Linked DNA regions of Homo sapiens: region 2 is linked to region 1. The links are chromatin loops, found by intact Hi-C in ENCODE. Cell type or tissue: Caco-2. All regions are shown on one strand. Links, peaks and the distances in the headings refer to the core of each region. The heading gives the core; the rest is flanking DNA.

The links. A loop is a pair of places that touch in the nucleus more often than their neighbours do. Peaks named below come from ENCODE experiments on the same cell type or tissue, not always from the same donor. Only the 100,000 strongest peaks of a DNase experiment are listed, where the experiment ranks them.
Region 2: it touches region 1 in a loop (3-fold over the local background); 1 of 110 quality-filtered maps calls a loop at or near these places.

What each region holds. Positions count from the first base shown.
Region 1 is chr7:3,258,766-3,261,577 of GRCh38, reverse strand. The region is part of intron 2 of SDK1-AS1 (SDK1 antisense RNA 1); the gene reads left to right. Among named protein-coding and RNA genes, the nearest start is that of SDK1, 41 kb to the left of the region's middle. In Caco-2, for the core only: no CTCF peak of the experiment used is centred there; a DNase peak (open chromatin) is centred at 1,597.
Region 2 is chr7:3,323,343-3,326,154 of GRCh38, reverse strand. The region is part of intron 1 of SDK1 (sidekick cell adhesion molecule 1); the gene reads right to left. SDK1-AS1 (SDK1 antisense RNA 1) reads left to right here. Exons shown (of 3, transcript XR_001744897.3): 1 at 1-2,812. Among named protein-coding and RNA genes, the nearest start is that of SDK1, 23 kb to the right of the region's middle. In Caco-2, for the core only: no CTCF peak of the experiment used is centred there; no DNase peak of the experiment used is centred there.

The sequences.
Region 1 (2,812 bases), core at 271-2,770:
CAGACATTCCTTTCTACGGATAATAACTCTTTCAACCAATTGCCAATCAGAAAAATTTTAAATCTACCTATGACCTGGACGCCCCTGTTTCCAAGTTGTCTCACCTTCGCATCCTGAACCATTGCATATCTTGCCTGTATTGACTGATGTCTCATGTCTGCCTATGATGTATAAACCAATTGTACCCTGACCAGGTTGAGCACATGTCATCAGGACCTCCTGAGGCTGGGTCATGGGTATGTCCTTAACCTGGGCAAAATAAACTTTCTAAATTGATTGAGACTTGTCTCAGAGACTCTTGGTTTCCATTACAAATGTGCCACGATGGCAGGAATGTTGATAGCGTGGGAGGCTGTGTGTGTGTTGGAGAGGCAGACAGTATATGGGAATTCTCTGTACCTTCTGCTCAATTTTGCTGTAAACCTAAAACCACCCTAAAAAATAAAGTCTGTTAAAAAAGCAAACACATCAACAAAACTACAGTGGGTCATCCCACCACAAATCTTTGATGAAATGAGTTCAACTTAACCTTTTTTTTTATTAGCCATGCCATAAAATTTAAGTGTATTTTTGTTCTATTTAATGAAAAAAAAAAAGATGCTGGCAGTGAATGAGGGACAGGAATGAAGGGCACGTATAACAGGTAAACCTTAGACGCTTGTCTAAAAATAATACCTACATCTCCCTTTTCAGCTTTAATTATTTTAACACCCCTTGTGAGCTGTCTGAGAGCTGAGATGTGAGCATTCTCAGGAGCCTCTCTGCAGCCCCTGACACTTGGTTTTTTCTTTATTTAGAGCCGACATCAGGAGAGGAAGAGAAATGGGAAACTGAGGGCCAGGAGGGAATTTGGGAACATTTTCAAATCCACCTACAGCTGTCAGCAGGACGCCGGCTCCCTAAACAGCTGTGGGTACAAAGGATCCTGAAATCCACTCCAAAAACTTAGATCTCCCTCCCAGCTGCTTTGCAGGGCTCGGGGAGTTAATGATGAAGTTCTTCCTTATGTCGAGCGCAGAGCTCCAGCCTTCTGATTGGATGAGTGCTGAAGATTAGAAAACGGCTTCTTCGGAGGAACTCCAGAGACATACTGCTGAGAAAATGAAGTCAGCCATTCACGAGAATATACCGTATGATTTGGCGTGATTCTGTAGGGTTTCTGCACTTTAATCCCTTTGTGATCGCCGTAAATATGTTACAGGAAAGGGGTCCAGATCCAGACCCCAAGAGAGGGTTCTCGGATCTCGCGCAAGAAAGAATTCAGGGCTAGTCCGTAGTGCAAAGTGAAAGCAAGTTTATTAAGAAAGTAAAGGAATAAAGAACGGCTGCTCCATAGACGGAGCAGCCCCGAGGGCTGCTGGTTGCCCATTTTTATGGTTATTTCTGGATGATATTCTAAACAAGGGGTGGATTATTCATGCCTCCCCCTTTTAGACCATACAGGGCAGCATCCTGACGTTGCCATGGCATTTGTAAACTGTCCCGGTGCTGGTGGGAGTGTAGCAGTGAGGACGGCCAGAGGTCACTCTCGTGGCCACTTTGGTTTTGGTGGGTTTTGGCCGGCTCCGTCACTGCAAGCTGCTTTATCAGCAAGGTATTTATGGCCCATATTTTGTGCTGACCTCCTATCTCATCCTGTGACTTAGAATGCCTTAACCATCTAGGAATGCAGCCCAGTTGGTCTCAGCCTCATTTTACCCAGCTCCTATTTAAGATGGAGTTGCTTTCATTCACACACGTCTGACAATTCCTTCTTGCAAAAGACAAAACGCAGGCCATGCATGCTGGCTCATGCCTGTAATCCCAGCACTTTAGGAGGTTAAGAAGGGAGGGAGGTTTAAGGTCAGGAGATCCAGACAAGTCTGGGAAACACAACGTGAAAGGAAAATAAATCTTGGGGCCCCCAAATCACTAAGCTAAAGGAAAAAGTCAAGCTGGGAACTGCTTAGGGCAAACCTGCCTCCCATTCGACTCAATGTCATTCCTCTGTTCACTGAGATGAATGCGTATCTGAATGCCTCCTTTGGAGAGGCTCATCTGAAACTCAGTAGAATACAACCAATTGTACCTGGAAGCCCCCTCCCTACTTTGAGTCATCTGGCCTTTTCTGGACTGAACCAATGTTCATCCTACATTTGTTGATTGATGTCTCACATCTCCCTAAAATGTATAAAACCAAGCTGTGGTCTGACCACCTTGGGCACATGTTACCAGGACCTCCTGAGGCCGTGTCATGGGCTCGCATCCTTAACTTTGGCAAAACAAACTTCCTAAATGGACTGAGACCTGTCTCAGACTTTTGGGTTTCACAATAGTGAGACCCCATCTCTGCAAAAAAATAAAAGAGATTAGCTAGGTGTCACGGCACACGCCTGTAGACCCAGCTACCTGGGAGGCTGAGGCCGGAGGGTCACTTGAGCCCAGGAGTTCAAAGCTGCAGTGAGCTGTGATTGCACCACTGCACTGCAGCCTGGGCAAGACAGAGCAAGACTGTCTCAAAACAAAACAAAAAAACCATACAATCAATGGTGGTAGATATCACAATAGTGTTTTTTCTTTGCTGGGGCTGCCACTGAGAGGAAATTTCTGGGATGCTAGATTCTATACCCTTCTCTGGAGGAATTCACTCTGTAAAGATTCATCATGCTGTATCCTTGAGAGGTGGGAATTCGCCATATGTGGGTTACATCTCATTAAGTTATGCCTCTAGATGATCTTGATCTCCTTCTTTATCTAGCTCATATACAATGACAAATGTGGAACATACAGAAACATATAGGGAATGGTGGGTTAAATGCTGCGTACTCACAAT
Region 2 (2,812 bases), core at 203-2,702, 65 kb before region 1:
ACAATTTGCAGTGAACGAGTATCATTTTTATAAACACTAAGCCATTAGGAGGCTAAAAAACTAACTACCTTATTAAGTTACATTAAGAAATATTGTACAATAGCTTCACTATATATACACACATTAGGATAGATAGGTACAGCTAAGTATATGTCTGCCCTTTTATTTGGTTGGCTCTTTATCCCTATGAGAGTGTACCCTGGATACAACCAAGCGAGATGGTTCTTTCCTAGGCCTCTCAAAGGGGAGGATGTTTGATTCAGGCAGCCTAGTCATGGTTTCTAAAAGCATGCCACTTTTCCTGTAACATCAACCTGTTAAGATTTTTCTGCACAGGAAAAACTAGTTGAGCAGAATGTCAGAGAAATTCAACAGAACTGAGGATTATCTATGTAATTTGTAAAAAATTTGTAACACATTATCCAGCAATTTTTCTGGTACTTTTGTAACAGATATAAGGCTACATTATTTAGCAATATTAATAATTTTACACAGGAAGCTGGTTCATTTTGTTGATACACCCTTTAATCTTTTATGACACTTCTATGATGGAAACGGTTACTTTTATAAACCTATTGTCTGTAATTAATCATCATTTTGGCCCCTGGGAACTAGGATTACAGAAAAAGAGCTTCTTCACATGCTTATTATAATAAAAAGAATCTTAAGTGCCACGCTTAAATTCTTTAAAAGTATATCTATGTTTCTCTCCTTAAATTGGTATTCGTTGAATATCAATGAAAATATAAAGTAAAATTACTTATTTCATTTATAACTGTAAGCAATAATCCATGGCATTAAAGAAATACAGAGCAATAGGTTAAGACGTTAAATATAAAGGTTAGGATCTTATATATTAAAGGTTAGGATTACTATAAAACATGCAATTAGGAAAAAAACAGGCTATTAATGCTCAGATCACGAATCCTTGTGTAGTCAATGTTTAACATATGGTCTATGGTTGTAAGATCTCAAATCTCCACATCAGAATCTGTGTTTTAAGCATCACCTGTGAGACTGAAGCATCACCAAAAAAAAAAAGTGGTTTGGTAGAGAACTTTAAGATCTTCTTCCCAAGGAACCTAGGATGCTTTTGGTAACAGTGATGATAAATGCAGTTCCAGAGAAACATAACTAATAGCTGCTCCACCACCAGAATCTACCACACTATATGTGGCTTGAATACAGTTTCCTAAAGCTTGTCCTCTGTTAAAAATAGAGACAAGTTCAGCATGGAAAGTTTACCTTCTGTTAGGAAAAATGAAGCATGGGAGGACTTTCTTTCAAACGTAAGAAACTTTCAGATTCTGAAATCTTGCCGTTTACTTTTTCCTGGGCATAGGTTTAATAAAATTACAGGAGAAAAACTTAAAGCACTGGTCAAAAAAATAAAAATATAAAAACCAGCAACTACCTCAAATTGAACCCATTAGGATGACTTTTCTAAAGAACAGTTTTCCAGTTTCTATTTTAACAGTAAAAGTAAGAGCCTACTTTTGCTTTGAGTGCAAAACCCATTTTTATGAGTAAAAATTACAGTTATACAATGGGAGTGTATTTCCTATTACAGGGAAGATAAAGTATCTAGTTCCACTTCATCTTTGATCACTAGGTCCCATACTCAGGAGCAAACAAACTTCCAAGAGCCACCTCCTATTCTTATCCTATCCTCCAAACATTTTACACATCGGCTTTTTGTAACGACTTTTCAAAGGCTGAAAGTTCATCAAATTAACAGGCAAGCAAAAAACTGCCTTTAAGGGAGCTATTGAGTAGGTAAGGCTTCTAGGGTACTAGTAAATATTCTAATGCTTTGATTTGGGTATTAATTACATGTGCATGTCTCTTTGTGAAAATTTATCAAGCAATATACTATTTGTCTTCCTTTCCATATATACATTTTAATAAAAATTTACTTTTAAAAAACATTCTTACAATCAAAACAATCTACTCAATTTCAAATGCTAAAAGAGAACCAGAAAAATGACCATGAAAAATGAATCTGACCCTACGACAGCAATGTGAAAAAGGAGAAAAACATGAGTATCTCCCTAGAATAGATACCAGATTTTACTGTGAGGGCCAACAGCCCATTTACACTCATTTCTCTCATGCTTACTTCTACATGAAATAGATAACATGATACAATTCTTGTAACACACAGAGGAATATGAGACCAAACGGCTTAAAGAAATGGACATAGGTAATAGAAACCCTGCAATCAAAAGACAGAGAAGATGACATTTTACTGGCTGAAGAAGAACCTTTACCCAACCTATCTACAGATCAATAAACTATAAACACTGTGCTAGGCAGAATTCAAAAATGTTCTGCCCCATACTCTGGAACCTGTAACTAAAGATGAGATCTCACTTCTGTGACAATGTCATATTCTACAGCACATTTAACCTGAAGGCAGGGAAATAATTAAGGTGGACCTGATCTAGGTACATGAACCCAGAGTTTCTCCAACTAAAAACGTAAGTCAGAAATACTCAAAGCATACAAAGGACCTGACACACCATTGCTGGTTTGAAGATGGAGTGGGGCACACGAAAAGGAATTCAAGTTGACCTCTAGAAGCAGTGTGTGGCCCCAGCTGACTGCCAGCAAGAAAACAGGAGCCTCAGTCCTACAGCCACAGGAACTGAACATGACCAGCAATGTGAATGAGTTTGGAAGTGTATTTTTCCTTAGAACCTCTACACATCTTATGGCCCAAACACTGGCCAATGTTACCACATATTTTCTTCCTATCTTTTACAGCAAGCTCTGGAAATTCAATCGGCACCAGCAGCAATCGTGATAAAGA